Linked DNA regions of Homo sapiens: region 1 is linked to region 2. A link is an interaction called in ENCODE POLR2A ChIA-PET data of the cell type or tissue named here. Cell type or tissue: PC-9. All regions are shown on one strand. Links, peaks and the distances in the headings refer to the core of each region. The heading gives the core; the rest is flanking DNA.

Region 1 (5,376 bases), core at 57-5,056, 53 kb before region 2:
GCTGGTGCTGGACCAAAGCTGTGAAGTGTAGAGTCCACAGGCCACCAGTGCTGGCCACCTGTGCCTTCTTCTTGCAGGCAGTGCTCTTGGAGACAGCATTCCTGTGGTTCCTTTCTAATCATCATTCAGCTGCAAGTATTTACCTCAGGAAGCCAGAGTGTTCAGCTCTCAGCCGCTCACCCACATCACAGTGTTGTGTTGTTCTTGAGCGTTATCTTATTGAGATCAGCATCAGAAAAAAGAAAATACAAGGCCAGCCATGGTGGCTCTTGTCTGTAATCCCAGCACTTTGGGAGGCCAAGGCGGGCGGATCACCCGAGATCGGGAGTTCGAGACCAGCCTGACCAACATTCAGAAACCCCATCTCTACTAAAAATACAAAATTAGTCAGGCATGGTGGCGCATGCCTATAATCCCAGCTACTAGGGAGGCTGAGGCAGGAGAATCGCTTGAACCCAGGAGGCAGAGGTTGTGGTGAGATCACGCCATTCCACTCCAGCCTGGGCAACAAGAGTGAAACTCCATCGCAAAAAAAAAAAAAGAAAAGAAAAAGAAAAAATATAGTGATAGACAAAAAGAGGTGGAATTTGCTTGTCCACGTGGCTATCGTTTGTTCATTCACCAACAGATATTTATTGGACACTTAGTATATCCCAGGCATTGTTCCAGACTTTGAGAATCCAGCAGTGAATAAAACAAATGATATGTTTTCACAAGTATCTTACATTCTAGTAGGGAAAAATAGATGATGAACAGTAAGTTATTAAGAAAACAGTAGTTTTCAGAATAGAGCAATGGATATAAAATCAGCCTTCATTCATTCACCCTAACTATTTTTTGTAGCATGTATGTTTTGTGCCTGGCTCCATTAGCTGGATAGAGGGCATAATGCAGTGAACAAAATATAGTTCCTAGCACCCACAGCTTCTAGTGTAGTGGGGAAGATATGTAGTAACTTCTGTGGTGTGGTAACACATGGCAAAACCTAATCCAATCTTGGGAGAGCATAAAAAATCAAAAATTATGTTTTTGAGCAAGTTAATCTATCTGATCTTTGATAAACATGATAAAATTATTTTGAGGATTACATGTGAAAGTACACAGCACACCATTGAGCACATAGTAACATTAATATATTAAGTGCATAGTCATTGTAAAAATCTGAATCTCCTTGAACATTCTGCAATGCAGTGTAGCAAGTATCAGTTAGGTCATCAACCAGAACAACAATGAATAAAGAACAGCTAGTGATTGTATAGCTCATCCAATTTTACAAAGGCCTTTCAAATATATTCTATCATCTGATCCTGCAAAATCCTAGGGAAGTGAGTATAATTAAAGATACTGACTCTTTATCTGGGCCTTCATCTTGGCGGGTTATCCTCCCCTGCTGTCAGGGAGCACAAAGCGGGACTGCAGACAGCTTAACTGCTAGAGCTGAAGGTTGTGCTGGATGGAAGCTTTGGAATCATACAAGAATGCAAGAGACCAAATCCTGGGTGAACCTGAGGGGGAATAATGGCTAAACCAATCCCTGAGTTCTGCACCAAAATGTGTAAAATGGTTCCTGTCCCCACAAATTTACAATCTGATTCTGTCCCTTGGCTTCAAAATGCATAATGTGATGTTTTTTTCACTTGTGGATTTCCTTTCCTAATATGCTTTACTGATTCCAGAATTAAAACTTTGCATTTCCTGAGCTTACTCTGGCCAGATCCCAAGAGGAAGTGGCCAGAAGCCATTAAGAGGGCCAGGAGGGGAACTGGACCGGGATTAAAAGTCACCTGGTGTGCTGACAATCTGTATGTGCGTAATTGTCAACAGAAGGTTTAAATGGTTATAGTCTTTGTGATTTATCTTTCTTTTCCTTTCTCAACACCCTTTTTTGTCTCCCGCTTCTAACCACCTTGAGGCCAAAAAAGAAAAAAAAAAAAGGCCTGGGTACTTTGGTCAGGCTCTATTTGTATATGCTTTTTAGAATGGGTGTTGTACAAACTTGATATCAATGCTTTTCGCTTTAAATTTCAAGTACTATCTCAGTTCTTACATGCTAAGAATGAGTAACCAGGCCTGCAGTAGGTTTTCTGAGCTAGGTACTTTGATGGGGCTCTCCCTGTGCACTAGCCCCTCCTTCCCACCCTTTCCTACCCCCGACATGCCACAGTTGCCAAATCCTGTAGATTCAGCTAGCTTACTGTTTCTCCTTTCCATCCCCTCCTCTTCGTTTTTCTTGCTATTGGCTTAGTTTCCAACAGCTTCCCTCTTTTCTCACTCACCACTTCGGATCGAGCCTCAACAGTGCTGCCAAAATAATTTTTCTAGAAGGGCCAAATTTCTCCATGTTTTGTTTTGTTTTAACAACAATTTAAAAAAAGCCTATACCTCTTTTATAACTACAAACAAAAGCAATAAAGATAAAAATAATACAACTCAATCTAATCATGTCTTTTTTTTCTGCTTAAAATACTGTAGTTTGAGGATAAAGTCCAAACTCCTTGGCTTCTGGCCTCACAGAGCTCTCCGTGATTTCCTTCCTCTGTGAAGGAAACTCCTGAAGTTTCCTTCAGCCTTATCTCTTACCACTCCTCAGCCCACACCCTGCTCTCCAGGCCAACTGCATTTCTTAGGGCTGACCTGTACCTGAAAGCCCCGCCCTTCTTTTCCCTCTGCACCAACACCTTATCCTCCGAAATTTGGAAGCCTTACCTGATCCCACAATTTCATTTCAATTGCCCTCTTGACTGAAGTGCAGTTACAATGCAAGTCTTTCAAATCTCAGGTCTCAAATCTCAGGCCACTTACTAGCTCTGGGTCCTTAGGAAAGTTACTTAATCTCTAGGCCTTGGTTTCCAGATCTGTAAAATGGAACTAATAATAGAACTTAACTTACAGGGTCGCCATGATGATTAAATCTATAAAACCCTTAGCATAGTGCCTGACATGGAATAAATGCTCACTGTGTATTAATTTTGCTTACTCTTTCACAGATACCACTATTAAAGAATAGTTTTCAAAATGATAAAAGCATAACTCACACAGAGAATGAACATACATTTATTTAAATCATGAATTAAGGAGGAAACTAGTAGGATTTTATAACTGTTTAAAATGGAATTTTACTTATAAAACTGCCTTTGCCAAATTATGACTGAGACAGCCAAAGAGATCTAACTTAACAGACTCCATCTTGCTTCTAACCTCCAAGCTGTCCTTGTTCATTCCTGGGTATAGGCCGAACTAACTTTGGGAGAAGCTTAGTTTATAGTTTAAACAAAGACAGCTCTTTCCCAAAGCAGACCTCCTTTTTGCCTGGGGACTAGATTGCCTTTGTAGGACTAACATTAGCCACAAGATTAGAAATTGTGGTTTAGGAGTCATGCAGCTGGAGGCTACAAGATTCTGACCCTTCCTAAACTGCTCCTAAGATCAGTGCTTGAGATATTTTGCAGACTCGGCACTTGATGGATCATCTGGCACCACCCAATTGAAAAACTGGCTCAACTGATCTTGTAGCCCCCACCCAGGAAGTGACTCAGTGCAAGAAGACAGCTCCGACTCCCTACGATTTCATCTCTGACAAATCAGCACTCCTGGCTCACTGGCTTTCCCCCACCCACCAAGTTATCGTTAAAAATTCTGCTCCCTGAATACTTGGGGAGACTGATTTGAGTAATAATAAAACTCTGGTCTCCAACACAGCTGGCTCTGTGTAAATTACTCTTTCTCTATTGCAATTCCTCTGTCTTGATGAATGCTCTGTCTAGGCAGAGGGCAAGGTGAACCCCTTGGGCGGTTTGTTCTGTACTGGACAAAATGTATTTAGTTGCATTGCCATGAACAGAGTTGTTTGCATCCTGCATCCAGCTCTAGACAGAAAACATCTACACCATCATCAGGCCTCCCCATTAACCTTCATTTCTACAGAGTTATAAAACAGTCCAGCACTTTTGTAGGGTAGAATTGTAACACACATCATTCCATTGAAAGACACCCAGTCATTACTTGCCCATTTAAAAGTCTTTCACAATTTTTCCTAGCACTGCAGTGCATTGTACATGTTAGTTTGCTCTTCTAAATCCCTACGAAACTGTGAACTTCTTGAGATGAGAGGGAACCACACACAAAGTATGCCATGTGATTTTAGGGCCTGGGGAAGCTTCTGCAGGAAGTGGCATTTCAACCAGGTAGAGAAAAATAGTGCTGCATTTCTCCTGGAGAAAAGCATCCAGAGAAAGCTATGTAGGAACCATGGTAGAACTGACAGCCAAGCATTGTTAAACACAGACTGTGTGCCAGGCCCTGGGCTAGGTTAAGATAAAAAGCTGAATAAAGCCTGGTCTGTATTTTTAAGAAGCTTTAAATCTGTTGGTGGCATGAAAAGGAAATCAGTGCTTACAACATAGCATGATGAGGACCCTAAAAGTCCACAGGCCAAATTTCGGAGACTGAAGTGAACAAAGGCAGAGTGTTTCCCAAGCCCAAGTCTGATGAAGGGCAGAAAACAGAGGAGATCCCAGTGGGCCTGTGGGCTACTGAATAGGAAAAGCAAATTATTTTTCTCTATACTCACACTGAACATAGAACACTCCTGTGATCAAATGTGTAGGGATTTTTCTCCACATCAAGCAATTCTCCAATTTTCTGCAGACACCGAGAGTCTTACAACTAAACTCAATTCTGATACTATCTACCTAGGTATAGTGTCAGATCACACAGATTAAGGACTCAGTTCCAGGCCAGGCGTGGTGGCTCACGCCTGTAATCCAATCACTTTGGAAGGCCAAGGTGGGTGGATCATCTGAGCTCAGGAGTTCCAGACCAGCCTGGGCAACATGGTGAAACCCCATCTCTACTAAAAATACAAAAAATTAGCCGGGCATGGTGGCGCACGCCTGTAATCTCAAATACTTGGGAGGCTGAGGCAGGAGAGTTGCTTGAACCCAGGAGGTGGAGGTTGCAGTGAGCCAAGATTGCGCCACTCCACTCAAGCCTAGGTGACAAAGTGAGACCCTGTCTCAAAAAAAAAAAAAAAAAGACTCAGTTCCACACGTTCACACTCCAACTGCAAATAGTAGACCTTCATGTTACTCACAACTTCTGTCCAACTTAGCTACAAATTAGAGGTTTTACAAATTAGACCCTTTCTTGGGTTCAATCACTTGCTAGAGTGGCTCACAGAATTAAGGGAAATGCTTTACTTACATTTACCCATTTATTGTAAAGGTGTAAAATAAAATGTATGGGAAGCCATTGTTTTGGACTGAGCTCCTGCACTAGGCCCCAACAAAACAAATTAAAATGGAGTCACTTATGCTAAGTGTCATGCAATCAAGTTGAAACTTTAAGGAAGCAAGAAAATTCCCCATTAGACCAATT
Region 2 (5,349 bases), core at 1-5,000:
TGCTCCACGGTGCTCAGTCCCATCGACCACCTAAGGGCTGAGGAGTGCGGGCGCACGGCGCGGAACTGGCAGGCAGCTCCACCTGCAGCCCCGTGCGGGATCCACTGGGTGAAGCCAGTTGGGCTCCTGAGTCTGGTGGGGACGTGGAGAACCTTTATGCCTAGTTCAGGGATTGTAAATACACCAATCAGCACTCTGTATCTAGCTCAAGGTTTGTAAACACACCAATCAGCACTCTGTGTCTAGCTCAGGGTTTGTGAATGCACCAATCGACACTCTGTATCTAGCTGCTCTGGTGGGGCCTTGGAGAACCTTTGTGTCTATACTCTGTATCTAACTAATCTGATGGGGACGTGGAGAACCTTTGTATCTAGCTCAGGGATTGTAAACGCACCAATCAGCGCCCTGTCAAAACAGACCACTTGGCTCTACCAATCAGCAGGACGTGGGTGGGGCCAGGTAAGAGAATAAAAGCAGGCTGCCCCAGCCAGCAGTGGCAACTTGCTCCGGTCCCCTTCCACTGTGGAAGTTTTGTTCTTTCACTCTTTGCAATAAACCTTGCTGCTGCTCACTGTTTGGGTCCACACTGCTTTTATGAGCTGTAACACTCACCGCGAAAATCTGCAGCTTCACTCCTGAAGCCAGCGGGACCACGAGACCACTGGGAGGAACGAACAACTCCAGATGCGCCGCCTTAAGAGCTGTAACACTCAACGCAAAGGTCTGCAGCTTCACTCCTGAGCCAGCGAGACCACGAACCCACCAGAAGGAAGAAACTTCAGACGCGCCACCTTAAGAGCTGTAACACCGCGAGGGTCCGCGGCTTCATTCTTGAAGTCAGCGAGACCAAGAACCCACCAAATCCGGACACAACTCCCTTTCTCCCTATCCCTAGCCCCTGGCAACCACTAATCTGCTTTCTGTCTCTATGGATTTACCTATCTTGGGTATTTCATGCAATGAAATTGTTAATGGAAAGGAGTCCTGACCCAGAGCCCAAGAGAGGGTTCTTGGATCTCGTGCAAAAAAGAATTCAGGGCAAGTCCATAAAGTGAAAGCAAGTTTATTTAAAAAGTAAAGGAATAAAAGAATGGCTACTCTATAGACAGCACCCTCAGGGCTGCTGGTTGCCCATTTTTATGGTTATTTCTTGATTATATGCTAAAAAAGAGGTGGATTATTCATGCCTCCCTTTTTTGGATCATATAGGGTAACTTCCTGAGGTTGCCATGGCATTTGTAAACTCTCATGGCACTGGTGGGAGTGTAGTAGTGATGACCAGAGGTCACTCTCTGGGCCATCTTGGTTTTAGTGGGTTTTGGCTGGCTTCTTTACTCCAAGCTATTTTATCAGGAAGGTCTTTATGACCTGTATCTTATGCTGACCTCCTATCTCATCCTATGACTTAGAATGCTTAACCATCTCAGGAATGTAGCCTAGTAGGTTTCAGCCTTATTTTACCCAGTCCCTATTCAAGATGGAGTTGCTCTGGTTCAAATGCCTCGAAATTATCGCACATACAATTTTGAACCTTTAGTTTCTGGCTTCTTTCACTTATATATTTTTAAGGTTTATCCACATTGTGGGATTTATTAGTACTTCATTCCCTTTTATAGCTGCATAATATATTTGTTTATCTATGCATCCATTGATGGACATGTGAATTGTTTGCAACTTTTGGCTACTGTGAATAGTGCTGCTGTACAAGTGTTTGTTTGAATACCGGTTTTATTTTGGTAATATACCTAGTAGTGATATAGGCATTAAGAATAAATTATTTAGGCAGGTAAGCTACAGGAGTCCTTGGTAAGGTTTTCCTTTTAATGAAAAACAGCCCCCAGATAATTTTCTTTTGTAACAAAGAACATCCTGTAAAATCAAGCTGCAAACATAGACAAGCAAGCTGGAAGCTTGCAGGGGTGAACGCCAGCAGTTGTGGCAATAGGAAAAGGCTACACCTGGGACTACGCATGTTCAAAATGGCGGCTCCATCTTCCCTTCTCTTTGCTAGCCGCGTGTGTAGTAAGGAGCAGGCAACATGGTGCCAGCCAGGCAAAGATTCTATTTGCATAATAAGATTAGGGTGGAGAAGCCAGCTTACCTGGCGTGTTATGTAAACGTCACACCTGGTCCAACCAATCTTTGGACCCTATGTAAATCAGACACTGCCTTCTTAAGCCTGCCTATAAAATCGGGTGCACTCTGCCCCAGGCTGGAATTCCCATTCGAGCGCCCCACTCTCTCATGAGAGACCTTTTCTCCCTTTTTTGCCTATGAAATCTCCTCTCCTAAACTCGCTCCTTGCGTGTATCCATGTCCTTAATCTTCTTGGCACTAGACGAGGAACCTCAGGTATTTACCCCAGAAAACGACGCTGCTTCAGTAGCAGAATTGCTGCATCATATGGTAATTCTTTCTTTTTGAGGAACCACAAAACTGTTTTCCACAGTAGCTGCCCTATTTTACATCCCCATCAGCAAAGTATGAAGTTTGAATTTCTCCACATTCTCACCAATACTTTTTTCCTTAAAAAAAATTTTTTTGTAGCCATACTAGTGTAACCGAAATGTGGGTAAGTTGCTCCCACATGCTAAAAAAAAAAAAAAGCCGGGCGTGGTGGCGGGCGCCTGTCGTCCCAGCTACTCGGGAAGCTGAGACAGGAGAATGGCATGAACCCGGGGGCTGAACTTGCAGTGAGCCGAGATTGCGACACTGCACTCCAGCCTGGGCGACGGAATGAGACTCCATCTCAAAAAAAAAAAAAAAAAAAAAAAAAAAAAGATTATCTGTATATTCTCTTCTAAGAGTTTTACAGTTTAGCTCTTTGTTATTGATGAATTTTAAGTCAATTTCATGCAAATTCATTCTTCTGCATATGGATACCCAATTGTCCCACCACCATTTTTTATTTTTATCTGTTTAATTATTTTATTTATTTTGAGATAGAGTCGCCCAGGCTGGAGAGCAATGGCATGATCTTGGCTCACTGCAACGTCTGCCTCCCAAGTTCAAGCAATTCTTCCTGCCTCAGTCTCCTGAGTAGCTGAGATTACAGGTGTCTACCACCACGCCAGGCTAATTTTTGTATTTTTAGTAGAGACGGGATTTCACCATGTTGGCCAGGCTGGTCTCGAACTCCTGACCTCATGATCCGCCCACCTCGGACTCCTAAAGTACTGGGATTACAGGCGTGAGCCACTGCGCTCGGCCTATTTTTTTATTTTTTGAGACAGAGTCTCGCTCTGTCACCCAGGCTGGAGTGCAGTGGCATGATCTCAGCTCCCTGCAACCTCTGCCTCCCAGGTTCAAGTGATTCTCCCTCCTCAGGCTCTTGAGTAGCTGGTACCATAGGCGAGTGCCACCACACCCTTCTAATTTTTGTATTTTTAGTAGAGGGGGGTTTCGCTATGTTGGCCAGGCTGGTCTTGAATTCCTGACCTCAGGTGATCCACCTGCCTCGGCCTCCCAAAGTGCTGGGATTACAGACATGGGACACCGCGCCCAGCCTCATCCTCCAGTCTCTACCCTTCTTCAATCTCTTGTGAGAATTGAGGGGAAGGGTAAGTGAGGGGGTGAGTCCTGGAAGGGAGGAAGACAGTGAGAGAAGGGCAGGGTCCTGGCAAGCAGTAAGTGCTCAACAGATGTTGGTTAATTTGCGCCTGACTCAGTCTCTCCCATAAACTTGAAAGCTCTTTGAAGGCAGGGGCCTTGCCTCATACTTTTTCAGTATTTCTCAAAAGTCCTGGACATCAGAGACCACCCCATGGTTATTTGATCACTTCAACACACACGTTGGTTATGCGGTCACAGCGGCTATTATGATAAAAACAGGCTCTGGAGTGTGACTTCAAATGCTGGCCGCTGACGAGCTGGGCTGTCTGGAAAATTACTTCACCTCTCTGAGCCTCGGGTGCCTTATTTACAAAATGTTCATGGCAGGGCCCACTTCACAGGGCTGTGAGGATTACAGAGGATAATCTGGGTGAGGCGCATCAGCCCCAGCGCCGCCTGCCACAATTCTATCCGGCCCCACATATGCATCGTCCATAAGCGTCCGGCCCCTGCATTCTCGCTTTTCCACGTGGCCGAGGTGCACACCCCAACCCACTGGGCCAGTCTCCCCGCCCTCTTACCTGCTCTTCTTTCCCGACTCGTCTTTAATACCCACCAGGAGCCAGTCGCCGCGGGCCTGGCTCTGTGGTGGCAAGTTGCATGGGTTCTCCCATCAGGACCTCCCGATGAGCCTACGAGGTCGGTTCTATTACTGTCGCCACTTCAGAGGGAGGAAACAGGCCCGCAGGGTTGGGGAACTTCCCGAGGTCACTGAACTGGTGTCAGGCCCAGATTGGAATCCAAACACATCCCAGCCCATGCCCGGCTCCCCAGCGCCGGCTCCCAGGCGTCTTCCCGGGTGCCAGCGGCACCCGCATCCATTCAAATGCTGCCCAGTCCCCGCTCCTCAGTCGCTTCCCTCTACTACGCGCCCGCATCTCCCCCCGACCCCTCAGGGTCAGGCCTCTCGGTGGCTTTTCCTTTTTCTCTTCCAGAAACTAAGGGGTGAGACCGACGTTTGTGTGCCGGACGCGTGCAGGTGGCGGCGACGCTCCCGGGAGACGCGGGGGGAGAACCAGTCTGTGCGCGCGGCTGTGAGAAGCCCCGACCAAGCTTTCCACGCGCTTGTTTCGGGCAGCAGAGGACGCGAGGGCCGACTGCGTCCCCAGTGCGCAGGCTCGGCCGGGGGCGCGTAATCAGGCAGCCCAGCGGTCCCTTCAAACCGAGGCAGGGAAGCTCTACGTCTTGGGGGCCGCATGGTGCCGAGAGCGCAGACCAGACCCGCCCCGCCTCTCCGTGCCACGCACGCGCTCGGCTCCGCGCTTAATGGTTAGTTGGGTAACAGCCCGCGGTGCCCTAGTTGCCCGGGTGGGGTCGGAGGGACCCTCGCGGGAGGGGAGACCACGTCTCCAGGGGGTGGGAGGCGGCCTCACTGAGGGCTTCGCAGGCAGCTGCGTGACCTCGGAGCGCGGCGCTAGTGGAGGGGCGGCCAGGTGGTGTGGCCACCAGCTCCCGGAGAGGAATGTGGCCAGGTGACCTGGGGTAATCACTTCATCCTCACAGGAAATGCTTTTTTTGTCTGGAAGAATAGTGACTGGGCTGTAAAAACAAATGCCCCTGCCTTCAGGCTCTCTGGGCAAGATATACCCCCTTGGGAGGTGACTGGGGCTGAGCCGAGGTGGGGTTTGTTTTGGGGATTGTGGGGTGCCACCTGTAACCTTCTAATCTTTAAACTCTATTTGTTCCTCTTCCTTTAATTAAACCTGACAAATAATTTTCCCCAGTTCGTGATTCCCG

Evidence for each region. Peaks named below come from ENCODE experiments on the same cell type or tissue, not always from the same donor. Only the 100,000 strongest peaks of a DNase experiment are listed, where the experiment ranks them.
Region 1: POLR2A ChIA-PET joins it to region 2 with 15 read pairs; 9 of 35 experiments call an interaction of 5 or more read pairs at or near these places.

Annotation. Positions count from the first base shown.
Region 1 is chr1:112,902,359-112,907,734 of GRCh38, reverse strand. All of the region lies in intron 1 of LOC124904342 (a long non-coding RNA gene), which reads right to left. Among named protein-coding and RNA genes, the nearest start is that of MIR11399, 23 kb to the right of the region's middle. RefSeq lists enhancers at 1,012-1,571, 3,374-3,668, 3,575-4,506, 4,507-5,376. In PC-9, for the core only: no CTCF peak of the experiment used is centred there; DNase peaks (open chromatin) are centred at 2,614 and 3,504; H3K4me3 peaks cover 1,804 bases; H3K27ac peaks cover 3,663 bases.
Region 2 is chr1:112,849,212-112,854,560 of GRCh38, reverse strand. It overlaps LINC01356 (long intergenic non-protein coding RNA 1356), which reads left to right and starts at 3,918. Exons shown (of 7, transcript NR_103746.1): 1 at 3,918-4,881. It overlaps LINC01357 (long intergenic non-protein coding RNA 1357), which reads right to left and starts at 4,704. Exons shown (of 2, transcript NR_189282.1): 1 at 4,134-4,704. In PC-9, for the core only: no CTCF peak of the experiment used is centred there; DNase peaks (open chromatin) are centred at 2,120, 2,670, 4,160 and 4,780; H3K4me3 peaks cover 3,534 bases; H3K27ac peaks cover 3,443 bases.